Linked DNA regions of Homo sapiens: region 2 is linked to region 1. A link is an interaction called in ENCODE POLR2A ChIA-PET data of the cell type or tissue named here. Cell type or tissue: OCI-LY7. All regions are shown on one strand.

Region 1 (5,000 bases):
TAAAATCTGGTTAAGAAATATGAAAATATTGAAAAGTAAACATAAATTCCACAAAGCTGAATGGCAGCAAAAAATATTTCTTAACATCAAGAACATATACAAAAGATGATCATTACCACCCAAATTATCTCTGTTGCTCAGGATTTCAGTTATAAAAATAGCCAAATCAAGACAAAGACAATTACAGCTTAAAACGAAAAGCTACACCTTCTTCATTAAAGGTGAGCATCTTGTCACACTGTGCATATGGAGAGAGAACAAGTACAAGGCACGGGAGAACTACCATGTCAAGGGACAGAGCTTTTTCAAAATATTTTATCCTCAGAAGTAAACCCCACTACCATAGAAAGAAAAAAATATAATTAGATATTTTAAATCACAGCATTTTTGACTTCCTAGGGAAAAGGAGTTTTTGGTTTTAGGGTTTTTTTTTTCTTTTCTGGTAAGGCAAAATAGATCTTTAGATATCATTTGTTACAAACATGAGTTTTTCTTAAGAATGAAATAAAAATTCTATTTAACTTCTATCATATATTTATTCAACTAAGTTGAATACTATGTTTAGAAAATTAAAGTTTTAAATCATGGTTTATATATAGATAATGATACATTTAATCTATGAATTTACTTTAAAACCACTTTTATTTTGAAATACTTAAGACTCACAAGAAGTTATAAAAATAGTTCAGAGAGATCCCAGGTACCCACTGCTTAGCTTCCTTTCTTTACATGTAAGCATTTATATCTAGGTTTTAAAAGGGTTGAAGTTTTTGACAGTTGATGAAAAACTGTCAAAAAATTGTAACAAGCCTGGTAAATGCATATTTTTGGAGGAGGTTCTAAGGAAACACTACCAAGTTCAAGTACCACTTTTATCACATGCAGCTGCCTTAACCAACAGGTTTTCTAAGATACTATCCCCCTTACCTGTTTCTGCCTCTTTCAATGGTGTTTTTCCATTTTTACAGACTTCTGAAAATTTTAGCTTTGATTGAAATAAGCTTCCCCATTCCTTCATGTTAATATATCTAGCAATATTGAATAGAAATTATAAATGGAAATAAAAATGCTTGCTTTTATAAAATCTCCAGTCTCGCAGCACCCCCAATATAATACAAACAAACTTAAGTTGAAATTTGGTTTGTTAATGCCCACCTTGTGTGGTCAAAACACAGTTTTGAAGGAATGACCACCTTCAATGTTCTTTACAGCTTCTTTAGTGTTACTTAAAAAAAAAAAAAAAATCAATCTGATGGATGATTGATGGTAGTTTGTTCATGGAAGATCTTCATCTTATGGGAATTATCTAGTTTTTCTAATCATATACTACCAACAAAAATAAACACAAGCATGTTCCCTTTAATCATATTATCCTCCACCATTACTTCCAAAAGGCATTGGCTCACAGTATTCTGTTTAAGATTGTGGACCATTTATCCCAATGAACTCACTCAAACTTTATCTAAAACATATCATGACAGGCTGGTCCAACAGTCTGTTCAGTCTGAAAAAATGTTCTGTGCTCTGTTCAGATTGACAAAATGTTCTTTTTGGCCGGGCGCAGTGGCTCACGCCTGTAATCCCAGCACTTTGGGAGGCCGAGGCAGGTGAATCACTTGAGGTCAGGAGTTCAAGACCAGCCTGAGCAACATGGTGAAACCCCGTCTCGACTAAAAAAAAAACAAAATTAGCTGGGCATGGTGGCACATGCCTGTAATCCCAGCTACTTGGGAGGCTGAGACAGGAGACTTGCTTGAACCCAGGAGGTAGAGGTTGCAGTGAGCCGAGACTGCGCTACTGCACTCCAGCCTGGGCAACAAGAGTGAAACTCTGTCTCAAAAAAAAAAAAAAGTTCTTTTCTAAGAGCTTCCTGTATGTGTGGCTGCTCCCTAAAGTACTTTGTGCTCAGTTACAGCTTCCTGTCATCTCATTTACTTATACATAAATAGCTCAACTAAGTAACCCAACATATAAACTCTCACTAAACTCACATGTTGCATCTTAGAAAAGGTGATCTGGAAGCATTATGGACTATAGTGAGAATGTAAGGCTAACAGCAGTTCAAAGTAGGGATGACACAAAAACAAATAAATCATATTGACAGTCATTCCCTCTACTAAAAAAGAATAATACTTGTTATTCTAAAATGACCTCTTTTGATTAAAATTTCAGTTCATAAAACATTACAGTATGCTTCTTTATCAAAGTCTACATATCAGAAGAACATGAGCTCCACGTTCCTGTAAAACTTTAAACACATTTTTCTTCCTAATAGACATTAGCAGTTTTGTTGAAAAGAAAAATTGACATAACCTAGCATTATCTTTTGACTTTGCCCATGGAGAAACTTGGAGTTAAATTTACTACTTAATTTTAGAATCTGTCAGTGTTGATATGGTTCTATAAATTTTTAATTTTTTTAATTTAAATTTTTAAAATTTTTAATTCTTTAAAATTTAAAATTTTTAAATTGTCCTGTTTTACATGTAATATACTTGTAATATACATGTAATGTACTTGTACGTTATAACTGTAATATATTTCAAATACTTTTTGGAGGGTCTGATATAAATCTGATATAAATTAAAAATGACTGGCCTTGACCACAGCATAAGCAGATGTCTGATGAATGTGCTAACCACCCTTCTCCAATATACATCCATCCTAGAGGACAATAAAGTCTCACAGTCATGATTTCCAATATAACATATTTAGGTTTCAGACTGCTGGAATAATAGATTTCAGATTGCTGGAATCTAATAATCTGCCTTTGAAGATGACTGACACACACAAACACACACACACACACCCTGTTGTAGAAGTAATGTGCAACTCATGAGGTACTTTCCCTCATCCAAACAGATGACCAAGATTTTGAAGACTACCTTATTTCTCACTTAGTTAAAACTTTCAAGAAAAAATATTTAGAATGACTTAAAGACTCTTGTATAAATAACTACCTAAATACAGAACAAATTGGGAGGATGTGGGTCAAACACAGCTGAGCTCCACTCAGCTCAAATTAGATGAGTCTTTTGACTACAAAGCTCATTTTCTTAACATATGGGTTCCTGCACGACTTGATAAGATTTGCTGAGCACCACAGTAATCTTTTAAGACACTAATCAAAAACATGGTTCTACATTTTAAAAACCTCAGAAGTAGTTTTAGGACAACAGAAGCACCTCAACCACTAAAATAAGCAAGTTTCTATTATAAGTAAAATTACCACACAGCAAATCCCTTAACAGTTCAGCAACCAATAAATAGAAAATATTCATTAAAAGCTGCTATTTCTGATTGTTCCTTTGTATTCTTCGACTATAAGTGAAACATATGAAAAATAATTGGTTGTCAGAAAGCTTTTGACTACATGATATGCATCTTATGAAAGAATATGCATCTTATGAAAGAATATGAGCCAAGCATAGAAAACTTGGACCAGATGCACAGTATTTCTACTACCCTGGCCATGGGCTCCTCCTGAGTAGTGTCTAACAAGTGGGCAATTTCAGTAAGAATTTTACAGCCTAGCATAGTAACGATAACCAGTACATTCACTTCTTCTGGAATTAATACAAGAAAGACAACTGAAGATGTACTACAAAGACATAGGTCTAAAACTGCCACATTTGCCCAAGTAAACTAAAAGAACTCTTCCTAACCTATATCGAACACATCAGCAAAGACCAATGTTATACTGAAATGAGTATTATCAGATGTTATTATATGTAACCACCTTTAATATTTATCTATGTGCTACTAAACCCCCAAAAGATTAGACTTATGAGAGCATAATTAAAAAGCACATTCCTCCTCACTTTTTAAAGTTAAATATGGTCTCTTCTACTGAAGCAATTTATCTTTTTCTGGTTCCTAAAATAGGCATCAAATTTCTAAACAGAAGTAAAAAGCCTCAGCCAAAAAGCCACATATTAGGTATTCAGCCTGGTCTAAGAAAACTAAGTTAATAAATTGAATAAATTAAATCAAATAAATTAGGAGTGCACATTCAGAACAGAATTGTAGCCTTTGGTCAGCAACATGTGAACCAAAGGCAAAAATCTGCCATGATTAAGGCAGTTCTTTGTATACAGTACGATGTGTTTTTCTTCCCCGCCCCCCCAACCAAGTTCATTTAGCATTCTCTTTGTTATTAAAAATGCAGTGCCAAGCTAGAATACAAGCTTCCTAATAATAATAGTAAAAATAGATGGCATAGAAAGTTCCTTTTGGTTTAGAGTCTTCCTTAATACCTATTATGGTATCTTCTTTTTGCCTTCACACACTTGGTGTAAGAGATTACTGCAACAATCGTTTGACTTTGGCCACAAACCATGACTACTCTCAGGGCGAAAGCCGTTGGAAGGAATTATTTTCTTCTTCTGCTGGAGTCAATTTAAGTGTTGGCAGTTTCCGAGGAGGAAGCTGAGGGCTTTGGCGAAGATTGTCATCCATCTGTAGAAAGTACAAAAGATACATCTGACTAATGCTGTGGCACCGCTTATGTGGACTGTGGCCTCCCCATCCAAACTATAGCCTAGAAGAGTACAGAACCATATGTTTCCTGGGCTGCTAGAGAAACCTTTTTCTTACAAATAATCTCAAGAATTCTAAATGTCATACCTCAAATACCAGCTGACTCAGTTTCTGTAAAAAGCAACGTGGCTCATTCCTGATACCTTCACAGAATTATAGTTAATTCCACAAAATAAATATTCTACTGAACTCAACCATAACTTAAAGAGGTCTTCTGATAGTAAGTGTAAAAGCGGTACTGTTACACTAAGCTCCAGTTTGCAAACTATGTTCACGTACAGTATCTTATTTGATCTTCCCGATACGCTATGAAGAAAAGGCAGACACAGACCTTCTCTGTTGTACAGATGAGCAAAACGAGACTCTGTAAGGTTAAGTGATTTGCCCCACGTCACAAGCTAGTATGAGAGCTGAAACTTGAACCCAGGTCTTCTGATTCCAAAACTATTATTCTTTCAACT
Region 2 (5,000 bases), 1.3 Mb before region 1:
CAATGATAGATACTGGGGACTACTAGATGGGGAGAAAGGCAGAGGGCAAGGGTTGAAAAACTAACTGTTGAGTACTATGTTCCGCACCTGTGTGACAGGATCCTATATACTCCAAACCTCAGCATTGCACAATATACTCAGGTAACAAACCTGCACATGTACCCCGAATCAAAAATTAAAGTTGGAAACATTTTTTAATAATAATAAATTATGATTTATTTATGTTTCATGATATGTGATTTTTTTCTCTCAATTTAAAAGCTGTATTTTCCAAAACCAAAAATAATTAGTGAGAAAAGTGGCATGGTTTTATATTTTTGAAAAATCCCTTTTACATATGACTTACTGGGAGAAAGTTGGATGTTCATATTAGCTTCTGCATTGAAGCTGTGGCAATGTATTTTGGTTGAAGTATATGAAGAAAATCCAGCTTCCCACAGATGTGTAGTTGGAAAAAAAGGAGATTTTAATAGGCTTTCCAGATCATTGTGGATGTTCATCTTTGATACACCAAAATTCAACAAGTGATAGTTTTTTAGAGGTTAGTTATAATGTGGAGTCTGAAACCAAATCAATTAACTTTTCATATTCTATGATATTAAAATCCATTGGTTCATCTTGCAAAACTACAAAAGTGGAAGGGTGCGACTGAGAGGTGGTGAAACATTTTTCTTTGTAGATACAGAACACTGAATTGCTCTAAAGAAAAAAATGGAAAAGGACAAATATTATGTCTAAGGTATTATTTAATGATTAGCAATGGGGTTATTCAGCTTTGAGGAATCATTTAGGTTGAATGCCATAAATACAGCTGACCCTTTATATATCCATGGGTTTGGCATTCATGTATCCAATCAACTGTGGATCAAAATATTCCCCCCAACCCCGCAAAATCGATGGTTGCATCTGTACTGAACACGTACAGACTTTTTTCCTTATCATTATTCTCTACACAATACAACTATTTATATAGCAGTTACATTGTATGAGGTATATGAGTAATCTAGAGACAATGTAAAGTATACAGAAGGATGCTGGGTGCGGTGGCTCATACCTGTAATCTTAGCACTTTGGGAGGCTGAGGCAGGAGGATCACTTGAGGCCAGGAGTTCAAGACCAGCCTGGTTAACATACTAAGACCCTGTCTCTACAAAAAAATTGAAAAATTAGCCAGGTGTAGTGGCATACACCTGTAGTCCTAGCTATCCAGAAGGCTGAGGCAATAGCATCGCTTGAGCCCAGGAGGTCAAGGCTGCCATGAACCATGATCATGTGACTACACCCCAGCCTGGGCAGCAGAGTGAGATTATTTATTTATAAATAAATAAAGTCTACGGGAGGATGTGTGCAGGTTATATGAAAATACCACACCATTTTATATAAAGGACTTGAGCACCCATAAATTTTATGGAATTATGGGAATCCTAGAACCAATCCCCCATGGATGCTGATGGACAATTATATTAAGCTCTCTTCTATATGCCAGGAATTTGACTAGATGATAGGATAGGGTGTGAAAGGAAAATGGTAGGAGAGTGCACGACATAAACCTTTGCCTGCTACAAAAGTTTGCCAAGCCAGGCTGGGTAAAGGCTGCTTTTCTAGGACTGGACTCGTGATAGAAGACTTTATAGCCCAGCTGGCCTACACTACCAGAATGCAGACTTCGCCAGGGTAATGCTGGGGTGCCTGTGTCACACTGACTTACCAACACAAGATGTGCTCAAAAAATATTTGAACTTTACTAAATTAGGAAAAGCATACACCAGTAGAAATATTTTTCTTTATTGTTGCTTGACTCAAAACATTGAAAGGTCCTTTAAAAAACCTGTAATTTAGCTTATTCCATAATTTTAATGAGTCTTTTTATATCATTGCGATTATACTATAGCCTTGTAGCTTTCTTTTGTCATGTAATCCCATAATCTAAGAATTTCCTCATGTTAATAAAAATTCTGTCTGCTTGAATTTTAAATCCCTCCCCCGCCCCCATCAAGGCCCGTTTCTGTACCTGCTAGTACAACCCAGAGTGCAGATTCCACTAGAAAATCCCCACAGTTCTCATACATGTCTGTTAGGACCCCCAGATTTCAAAAATCACTTAAAAAACACCACAATGGGGCCAGGCACAGTGGCTCATGCCCGTAATCCCAGCACTTTGGGAGGCCGAGATGGGTGGATCACTTGAGGTCAGGAGTTTGAGACCAGACTGGTCAACATGGTAAAACCCTGTCTCTACTAAAAATACAAAAATTAGCTGGGCATGGTGGTGCACACCTGTAATCGCAGCTACTTGTGAGGCTGAGGCAGGAGAATCGCTTGACCCTGGGTGGCAGAAGTTGCAGTGAGCTGAGATCGTACCACTGCACTCCAGCCTGGGTGACAGAGCGAGACTCTGTCTCAAAAAAATAATAAAATTTTAAAACCTCAATCTTCTATCACACCATGTGTCCTGCATTGTTGTTTAATGGTGTCTTTGGTGGCCAGCCTGGGAAGGAAGGCCAGGCTGGCCAAGTAGAGTAGGGATGAACCGGACTCACTGTGGAGAAACATCTAGACCACTTCTATGGGTTCAAATCCATCCATACTATGGACTACTTGGACCGCAGACAAGGCACCTAATCTCTTTGTGCCTCAGTTTCCTCATCAGTGAAAGGAGGAAAGTGATGATTGTTCCTACCTTGTTGGGCTGAATAGATGCATGTAGAGTGCTTATTAATAGTGCTTGGCATGTAACAAATGCTGGCTGTTATTATTAATGAGAATCAGACAGCCCTGGGTTGGAAGCTCCTCTTTCCACTTGCCCCTGAATGTCACTGGGTACCTTGTTTAACAATTCTCAGTACTTCCATTTTCTCCCCAAATTCGTATTGTAAGACCTGTCTCACAGGGTTACTGTAAGGATTGGCATTTGAATGAGCTCTGTGCAAAGCAGCTACAAAGCATGCTCACAGTGGGCACACAGGAAATAGTTATGTCTTAGGCTTCTTAACAAGCCCACCACACTCAACATCACAGAGCAGGTGTTTGGCGAATTAAAGAGAGAGGTTTGGGGATGGAGGATTTTCCGGGCAGGAAGGGAGGCACAGGTGCTGGCATTTGGATGTTTCCCTGCTAGGGTCCAGGTTCTGCTGAGTGGAGAAGCCCCAGGGATCCCCACTACCCCAAGGCCCATCAAGGCGAGAGGGACCACCTGAGCCAGCAGATTGAGTTTTCTTAATTTGTTTCTAATCACATGTTCTGGCTGGAGGACTTTTCCTGCTGTGGTAGGGTGGGAATGTTTCCATGAATGTTTTACCAGAAAGATCTGGTTCCTCTGTTTAAACAAATATTTATCACTTGTGAAATCACAGAAATGGAAGGCTTTGTATGAAACAGGCACCCCAGGCAGTTCCCAACAGGAGGCTCCTTTGCAGAGTCTTCCTGGGAGACTCCTGCCTGGCTGGCCCGGGGTCCCTGGCAGTCGGCCCCACTCCTGCCCTTTCCCTGCAGCATGGTAAGTTGTTCAGCAAGCTCAGCTGTTGTAAAGTGCCTGAGTGCCTTGGGAATTAGGAGACGGAATGAAGAGAGTGAGTTGATGTGTAAGTCTGGTACTCAAATAACTCAGGAACCATTAAAACATGACTCAAGAAACACATCTGTCTCTGTGAGGCAGGCCTGCCTCCTTCTCCTCCAATCTCTTCATGCCTCACTCATCTCCATCTTGGGGCAGCTTCTTTCCTGTATTTCACCTCACTTCTGGCACTCTGTCCAAGTCTGGGAGCTCTCCTTTAATACTCTTGGACCCAAGTTATCTGCCTAGGCTGGAAGGCAGCCTCTCTCAGACAAAAGCTATGTCCTCAACTCCCTGAAAATGCAAATCATGGCCCCTCTGCATTGTCACAGACTATGACTCCACCTCTCCCCACTTCTAAGGACTCGGCTCTCAGCTCACCTGGACTCAGTGGGCTCCTTTGCAGTTCTCTCTCGCTCTCATGCTGCTTGCCTTTGCTTGTGGATGCTAAGGTGTTAGAGAATTCGCTGCTGCCCTTGCGTCCTGCCTTGCAAACCCTAGCATTGGTTTTTCTCCATCACATACTCCACATCCATTTTTGGTTACATGTGCCCCTGCCGCCTTGAGCCAATAACTGGTAAATCATTATGAAGATTTCTTTTTATTTTGCTTCTTCTTTTTTTTTTTTTTTTTTTTTTGAGATGAGGACTCGCGTCATTGCCCAGGCTAGAGTGCAGTGGTACAATCAAGGCTCACTGCAGCCTTGACCTCCCAGGCTCAAGTAATTCTCTAGCCTCAGCCTCCCAAGGAGCTGGGACTATAGACATAAATAACAATGCCTGGGTAATTTTAAACTTTTCTGTAGAGATGGGGTCTTGCTGTGTTGCCCAGGCTGGTCTCAAACTCCTGGACTCAAGCAATCCTCCTTCCTCAGGCTCCCAAAGTGCTGGGATTACAGGCATGAGCCACTGCATCTGGCCAATATTTGTGAAGATTTCTATGGACAAGATGCTGTACTAGTGGCCCAAGAATGGCAGGTTATAAGACTTGGCTTCGGCTGGGCACAGTGGCTCACACCTGTAATTCCAGCACTTTGGGAGGCTGAGGGGGAAGGATCACCTGAGGTCAGGAGTTCGAGGCCAGCCTGGCCAACATGGAGAAACCCCAACTCTGCTAAAAATAAAAAAATTAGCCAGGCATGGTGGCACATGCCTGTAGTCCTAGTTACTCGGGAGCCTGAGGCAGGAGAATTGCTTGAACCTGGGAGGCGGAGGATACAGTGAGCTGAGATGGCACCACTGCACTCCAGCCTGGGTGACAGAGTGAGAGTCTGCCTCAAAAAAAAAAAAATCACTTGGCTTTATCATCAAACAGCTTCTGAGCTGACTCACGGCCTTCTAGGCTGTAAGTTAGGTGCCACTGAGTGCATTCATAATGGCAACCAGGAAGGACTGTTCTTCACTGGCATGCTCAGAGAAGGCTTCCCATACGAGGCGGGGGTTTGAAT

What was found. Peaks named below come from ENCODE experiments on the same cell type or tissue, not always from the same donor. Only the 100,000 strongest peaks of a DNase experiment are listed, where the experiment ranks them.
Region 2: POLR2A ChIA-PET joins it to region 1 with 14 read pairs; 1 of 35 experiments calls an interaction of 5 or more read pairs at or near these places.

The regions. Positions count from the first base shown.
Region 1 is chr5:79,979,337-79,984,336 of GRCh38, forward strand. MTX3 (metaxin 3) reads right to left here. Exons shown (of 9, transcript NM_001363818.2): 9 at 1-4,458. The coding sequence ends at 4,348. Among named protein-coding and RNA genes, the nearest start is that of MTX3, 9.4 kb to the right of the region's middle. In OCI-LY7, no CTCF peak of the experiment used is centred here; DNase peaks (open chromatin) are centred at 1,895, 2,635 and 3,015; H3K4me3 peaks cover 2,896 bases; H3K27ac peaks cover 4,696 bases.
Region 2 is chr5:78,662,757-78,667,756 of GRCh38, forward strand. All of the region lies in intron 4 of LOC124900191 (a long non-coding RNA gene), which reads right to left. Among named protein-coding and RNA genes, the nearest start is that of LHFPL2, 16 kb to the left of the region's middle. In OCI-LY7, no CTCF peak of the experiment used is centred here; a DNase peak (open chromatin) is centred at 2,952.